Linked DNA regions of Homo sapiens: all the other regions are linked to region 3. Evidence: chromatin loops called from intact Hi-C (ENCODE). Cell type or tissue: IMR-90. All regions are shown on one strand.

Region 1 (2,500 bases), 59 kb after region 3:
CATCTTCTGCGTCTATCTCGCTGGGAGCTGTAGACCAGAGCTGTTGCTATTTGGCCATCTTGGAAGTGACCCCGGGTGACTCAAATTTAAGAGAGGCTTTCTCGAATGGTACAGGACAAAAAAAAAAAAGATTTAACTCACCAGAGGACGGGTAGTGTTTTGTCAGGCAAAAAAAGTTGAGAAGGGTCTTTCCCAAAAGTTACCTTTCTCATCCCCAAATCATAGGAAGATGGATCTGATGCAAATACACTATCAATTTGGAAAATCAGTACCTTCAGTCCAGGGCCCTCTGTAGGAGCTGAATAGATGGTGAGCTTCTCCTGGAGAAGTTCTAAGTCAAATGGCAACATCTTGGGTTTTGGGAATCCATCCTGTTGGGAGCTTTTGGGGCATGAGATGAAAGAATGCTATTTTTCAAGGCCTTCCTGGAATTCACGTAATCCTTGCAAAACAACATTCTGATGAATTGAGTCAGAGTAATGCAACCCGTATATTTCTGATTCACACAGAGTTTACAAGCGTTTAGAAGTTAAAAGAAGAGGTACTAGGCATGATGTGCCATCCAGTTTCACTGCACCCAAACCGTTTGAAATGCAGCCTCGTTTCTCTTTCCTTATGTTGAACTTGGGGACATCCTGGCTCACTGATGAGTGGTTGGAATTGGCCACATGGAATCAGAGTGGATTTCTTTAACCGTGCAGGCATGGTGAAAAGGGGCAGAATTTGACTCATAAACCCCATGTGCACGTTGATTTGACTCCAGCAGCTTGGCCCTCTGTGTTAGCAGTGGCCAGGTGTTCAGGCCAGTCCTCACAAGTCAGTTTATCCCACCCCTCAGTGGAATATGTGCTAAGTCACCCATGATGGAAGCCACAGTCTTTCTGTAACCTAATTTTGGAAATGATATCCCATCGCTTCTCTCATGTTCTATTTTATTGCTAGAAGCAGGTCACTAAATTCAGCCAACACACAAAGAGAAGCGATTTCACAAGGGTGGTGAATACCAGGAGGCAGGGGTCTCTGGGGCCATCTTGGAGGCTGCCTACCACACCAGGAATCCTGACTCTTTGTCACTTAGTGTCTGTGTACGCTTAGGAAAGTAATCTAATCTTTCTGAGGCTTGGGTTTTCTACCCATAAAATGGAGATAGTTGATGTAAAAGACCTGACACATAAGAGATAGCAGCCAAAAAATAATGATGACGATGATGATGATAATGATAAATGTTAGTTTTCCCTTCCTTCTTTCCAGAAGGTAGAGTGAGCTCCCCACAAGCACCTGGGAGAATAGTCACTTGTATAGAAGAGTGGACTGGGGGAGTCTAATGTTTTTAACATTTATAACCCCTTTTTCACTGAACTGGAAAAGAACAGAAGCACACTGCTCCCAGTAGTATGGGCCACATCAATAATTACCACACACATTTATAGTATCTTCGATGATGATTTACTTCCAGATGTTTTAAGCATATAACGTGTCAAATCAAAAGTGGAATTGTGGTGGGGTGGGGATGACACTGAAGGGAATAATGGTTTCGTCACTGACCTCCCAGTGTGACTCATGGTGTGTGTCTCACTGCCAAGAAGCCCTGACTATGAATATGCAGCCGTTGGGGAAGGAGGCGTTGAGAGTGGGTACTTCATATGGCCCCACCAGAAGGATTTTTTTTTAACACAGCAGCAGTAACCTTTAAGATAGCTAAGGTACAGTTCTCTGTGTTCTGTCTCCTTGCAGTTTCTGGAGAATCCTTTGTCTATAGTCCAGATCTCCTTTCATGGCTATCTAATGGATCTGTCTTCTGCAGCGTTTCCATCCAGGTGTTGGCATCCTTTCACAGTAAGCAGTAGGAGAGGCTTGCTGCCGAGGCTCATATATGTCACAAACAAGACTACCTGATCTTCATTGAGAGTCACTCTGATGAGGACATTACATGTTACCATATCTAATCAGTAGCCACTTGAGGTAGGGACTATTATTCCTACTTATTGATGAGAAAACCAGGACACAGCAAGGTAAAGCAACTTGTCCAAGGTCACAGAGCTAGTAAATGAAAAAAAAAAATCTGTGATGATTTACAATAAAATGAAGCTTAGCCAGAGCTGGGAACTGGAAATAAGTGCAAGTTGTATTTGCCTGATTTCTCTGTGAGAACCTGGCTAGATTTCAAGCACTGAAGTGAAGTGTCTAGCTAGTGTGATTTGGGAATAGGTATTTTCAAAGTTGTTGACATATGCTGGTCATTCGTGACCAATTTCAAACTTTAGGCTTTATGATGATGTGTCTCCCATGGCAGTACTTTTTTGACATGTGACATTCTGCCACTGCAAAACAGCGAGAGAAAGAATAAGATAAGTGCAAACAAGAACCAGGGACTTCAATTGGTGATAAAGGTAAAAATCTCATGTTCTCCAAGTAGTCTAGTAACTAACGTGTATTCTGATTAAAATGAGGTGGTTTGGATGTCTAATTAAAATGAGGCAGATGGAAAGAGAACATTAGA
Region 2 (2,500 bases), 150 kb after region 3:
GCAGGGACACACCATCCAGGATACAATTTCATTGTGTCATTTGTCATTGCTTTTTTAGGACCCACTTAAGTCCATCTTAATCCACTTTGGAACTCAGCAACCAGGGCTCTGAAGTTTGCGATTTCTTGTATGTGTAGATACTTGCAGATGTGATTTTGCTTTGTATCCTCAGATCCATGAGGTAGCTATTATTATTTCCATTTTTGCAGACATGAATGGTTTTTTAACTTTAGAAGTGGGATCCTTAACCTCAGACTAGAGGTTAATCACATGTTGATAGCACCGAGGCTTGAGGAGAGTCACACAGCTGGTAGGACCTGGCTGGGATTTGAACCTGGGTCTGTCTCTAAAGCCAAGTCCCTTCCTAGTTTCCTTCAGGCTCAGGCCAGTGACTCTTCCATCTAGGGTAACAAGCCAACCCACTGAATGGGACTGAGAGGTTTCCTGGGATCTGGAACTTCTAGTTTTAAAATCTGGGACAGTCCCAAGCAAACTGAAGCAAGTTGGTCACACTAATTCCATCCCCTAACTCCTCATTTTACTCCATCTTTTCAGCTGATTGAGATGTTGAGTTTATTATAGACAGGATATTGGAGTCTGTTGACTGGCTCCCTTTCTAGAAAGTGGTTCCTATGCTAGGAATGTCAGACTGGCACACAGAGAACATTTGCCACAGGGAGGGATAGAAATTCCTTGAAGCAAATATGACCGAAGAAGTCCCACAACAAGGGGCATGGATCAGTTACCACAAGATGCTAATACCACAGTAGATGATTTCCTGCAGCATTGGGTTTGGGGAACCATAATGGTTATTATTCGGAGCAAGGTGTCATGGAGACAAATAAACAGACATGGTCTATTAGGGTAATGGGGGAAAAAAGCAACATTTATCAAGTATTTACCTCTCCAAATAATTTGCAGCTGATTTAAGAAGCTCTTCGTGACCACACCTAAGAGTACCAGACTCTAAGACTTTACTAATAAAGTTGAAAATATGCTAGTGTTAATATAGCTGGCACGAAAGAATAGGAAATAAATGCCTGAAGTTTGTCAGCTTATTAATCATTCCTTTGTAAGCGGTGCTTTTACTTTTGTTGTTGCAACATCTAACCACAGTTCATTGGTTAAAGGCCAAGCTAGCTTTTGCATTGGCATATCACCATGCGCAATGGCTCTGTGCTTCTTGTCTATTTATTAATGCTGCAGACTTCCTACAATTCAGTCTAAAAATAGCATCAGTTCTGTGAAAAATACTGCATTTGTGCTTTAGCCATGGTAAGGAAATATGGAAGGGTATATGTGTGTGTGTTTGTGTGGACCCGAAGAAAACATTGTGGTGCCTAAAATCCATAATTGTTACACTCCTGAAAACCTTACTTTTTTGGCATACCTAAAATTAAAAGAAAAAAACTCAAAGGGAGTAAGTGGAAAGAGAAGGGTGAAGAGAGAGGCTGATTCCCTCCCCCGGCCCAAATCCTAGCTATGCATAATCTCTGTTTATTTTTAGTACACAAAATGATCATGCTAAGCTAGAATGAAACCTCAGAAAAAGCCTTTTATTAGAGGGTTTTATCCTTAAATGAAACTGTGTTCCCTCATCTCAGGTCCTCTGCTACCTTCCTCCATCTGTTTGAACTGCAAAGCATCCATGGAAAAACTATGGGTGGGCATATTTCCTTACACAATGTCTGGAAAAAATATATTACTTTGGGTGCTTTTGGACAGAACATTCCTAGACAAAATTTATTCTAACTGTAAGGTTTTCCTAAACCATATCCCTGGTTTGAAGGTGTCTATCTATCTATTTAGCCATGCCAGCACTCAAGCATGAATGACACAGTGATAATTTCTCTAAATCCATGATTTATTTTGGACCCACAAGAACTTGAACAAGACAATTAAGGTTTGAGAAGCCATGTGAACCTGAGGGAGTTGCCAGGGACACAGGTGAAGAGTGATAGAGGATGTGTTTCATCATCAAAAGGAAGAACAGCAATAGTGATAAGGTCCTATGGCTGCACAAATAGAGAAAGTGAATGGTTTGCCTATCAGGCGTATCAGGTGTTGGGATTTGATGCAGAACTCCTGAATAATATGTTGTTTGCCTTTTGGAGGAATTAAGAGGAAGGAAATGTCATTCTTCACCTTCACACATGATTGTGAAGAGAGATGGTAGAATGAGAAATTGTTGTTTCCTGTTTCTGAAAGATACTGCTGGGAGCAAGGGTGACAGGGAAGTACCAGAGGAACTGGGACAGCCCAAAGTGGCCTGAGAAAAGAGGACTTGGCAACATGCTGTTTAATCAGCCTTGGTATCAGAACTGTGTACCAGACAGAGGGATAACAGTTTTGTAATAGTAGAGCGTAGTGGGAAGAACTTGGGCTGCAGAATCATCCATTTGTTCAATAGGTGTTTATGGAGCACCTGCTGTTTGCTGAGCACCTTCCTGGGTATGGGTCAAAAGAAGTTACACTGAAACCTGGTTCCACTACTTTCTAG
Region 3 (2,500 bases):
TGAGTATAGCACATTAGTTGATATGGGTAAGTACATCTCCCAGTTGGGTCTGATAGTGTTTGGTTTCTAGAGAAGTCCAGACTTAGTTTACTTATTCCTCTTCTTTATTATTATTTCCATCATTAAAAATATGATCCTTATCTTAGTTTCTGCTGCTGTGCAGACTGGGTGGCTTAAACGACAGATATTTATTTTCTACCATTTTGGAGGCAGGAAGTCCAAGATCAAGGTGCCAGAAGATCTGGTGTCTAGTGACAGCCTGCTTCCTGGTTCATAGGCAGCAATTTACCTGCTGTGTCCTCAAGTGGCAGAGAGTAGAGAGCGAGAGAGAGAGCAAGCTCTCAAGTCTCTTTTTATAAGGGCACTAATCCCATTCATGAGGGCTTCACTCTCATAACCTTATTACCTTCCAAAGCCCTTACTTCCTAATACTATTAAATTGGAGGATAGGATTTCAAAATAGGAATTTGCAGAAAACATAAACATGTCGACCATAACAATTCATAACAAGAAACTCATGGCATTACATTAATGAACTGAAGTTAATGGTTTTTTTTTTCAAGTTTATAGAGGAAAGTCAGGCAATCTAAATGTATATACAGTATTTTTTTCACCCCATATTTCACTGGTAAAAAGAAAAATATATATTCTCAAGCATTCTTTCTGAAACATTAGGATGAAGAAAAAGGAGAGGTGGAAAGCAGAAAGTAGGGAAGAGGAATAAGAGACCAAAGAGACTAAGAAGTCAGACTTTGAAAGAGTGAAAGCTGGAGGAATAAGGATCCCCCCAACCCCACCAAAATTATGATTTGTAGCAAGAGCAAGGATATGCATTAAAAACAAAGAAAAAATCAGAATGACAGTTTTTTGTACCCATGGACCTATATGCTACTGGCAACCTGAGTTTGAGCAATTCCTCATTGATTGATTGATTCATTCATTCATTCAGAACCAGGTGGAATTCACCTGCAGTATCCTAGGCTCTGTAACCATGTCAAGAACAAGCTAGTACTCCTGACTTGGATTCTGACAGTCTCTCTGCCTTATTCATCTTCTGACAGCTCAGTGGTTTGGAAGAAGCAGTCTCTGATTTTTAGGTTTGAAGGGAAGGTTGTTTTCAGATTCTCTGCCTCAGTTGTCAGCATTTCTGCCCAAAGATTCTTATCATTTCTTGAGAGTCACACACAAGAGCAAGAGCACAATCTGTGAGGTCACGTAGTCTTTCCTTGCATGTTTTGTCTTTGGGCAAGTTGCTTAAGCCATTGGAACCTCAGCCTCTGCATCAGTAAGAATGAGAGTAATACCACCCACTTTGGATCATGATTATACAAGATTCCAATGTGATGACTAGCACAGTAAAAATAATAAAACTTCTTCCTAATTGTGCATTCTGCAGCCATCTCTTAGGATGTAGGTTATTGGCTTAGTATGGGATAAATAGTCACACGGAAGGGAGAATTTGGGCTATTGCTTTGTGAGGATCTAGTTAAGGGGGTCAAGAAATCCTCATTTATGGTTACTCTCTGCTTCGAGTGGCTCTCTGGCCAGGGAAACTGAATTCTTAATATTGTGATTAGCTTTGATCTGCCATGTTTACATATTTTGACTTTTGCCTTTTTTTTTAGACAGAGTCTCTCTCTGTCACCCATGCTGGAGTGCAGTGGCACGATCTCAGCTCACTGAAACCTCCACCTCCCAAGTTCAAGTGATTCTCTTGCCTCAGCCTCCAGAGTAGCTAGGACTACAGGCACACACCACCATGCCCAACTACTTTTTTTTGGATTTTTAGTAGAGACGGGATTTCGCTGTGTTGGCTAGGCTGGTTGCGAACTCCTGACCTCAAATGATTCACCTGACTCGGCCTCCAAAAGTGCTGGGATTACAGGCATGAACCACTGCGCCTGGCCTCTTTTGCCTGTGTTTTGGTGACCACTTGGTAGAGAATGCTTCCGGATTCTGAGGGTGGGCAGCTTTGCTTGTGATGTTAGGATAATAGTGAAGAAGATTCCTTTAAACTAGTCATGAAATCACGTTATTTGGATTCCATTCACATTGGGACATCGAATCTGCTTCCTTCCCCCTGCTACTTAATTTCACATACATGACTTTATTTAATCCTTTCAGGTAGAGAATATTAGGTCCATTCAACAGGTGAGGAGATGGAGCCTTATAGAGTTTATGTAACTCATCTCACCGTGTCCTCTGAGTCAAGTCAAAGGTTTTTTCTAGAGCAGTTAGCTTTCCAGCAAAAACAAAACAAAACAAAACAAAAAAACAAAAAACAAAACAAAACAAAAAAAACTTGAGAGATGTAAAAGGTATCTGAGGTAACCTCAGCTAACTCCCTGATTTTAGGGAGGCAGAAACAAAGACCTATTGAAGTTAAATGGAGCGAGTGAGGATCGCATCCTCCATACTGGCAGAGCCAAAATTAGAACCTGGTCTCCTGGGACTCAAGCTCTGCTCATTAGCAGCTGGTAAATATCCTTTCCTTTCATCA

The links. Peaks named below come from ENCODE experiments on the same cell type or tissue, not always from the same donor. Only the 100,000 strongest peaks of a DNase experiment are listed, where the experiment ranks them.
Region 1: a loop joins it to region 3, with 3 times the contacts of the local background. A loop is called at or near these places in 1 of 110 quality-filtered maps.
Region 2: it touches region 3 in a loop (2.3-fold over the local background); 1 of 110 quality-filtered maps calls a loop at or near these places.

What each region holds. Positions count from the first base shown.
Region 1 is chr4:16,626,199-16,628,698 of GRCh38, reverse strand. The region is part of intron 2 of LDB2 (LIM domain binding 2); the gene reads left to right. Among named protein-coding and RNA genes, the nearest start is that of LDB2, 270 kb to the left of the region's middle. In IMR-90, no CTCF peak of the experiment used is centred here; DNase peaks (open chromatin) are centred at 458 and 1,538; H3K4me3 peaks cover 227 bases; H3K27ac peaks cover 1,768 bases.
Region 2 is chr4:16,531,050-16,533,549 of GRCh38, reverse strand. The region is part of intron 5 of LDB2 (LIM domain binding 2); the gene reads left to right. The region is part of intron 2 of LOC105374505 (a long non-coding RNA gene); the gene reads right to left. Among named protein-coding and RNA genes, the nearest start is that of TAPT1-AS1, 310 kb to the right of the region's middle. In IMR-90, no CTCF peak of the experiment used is centred here; a DNase peak (open chromatin) is centred at 1,129; H3K27ac peaks cover 158 bases.
Region 3 is chr4:16,685,174-16,687,673 of GRCh38, reverse strand. All of the region lies in intron 2 of LDB2 (LIM domain binding 2), which reads left to right. Among named protein-coding and RNA genes, the nearest start is that of LDB2, 210 kb to the left of the region's middle. In IMR-90, no CTCF peak of the experiment used is centred here; DNase peaks (open chromatin) are centred at 1,263 and 1,943; H3K27ac peaks cover 1,561 bases.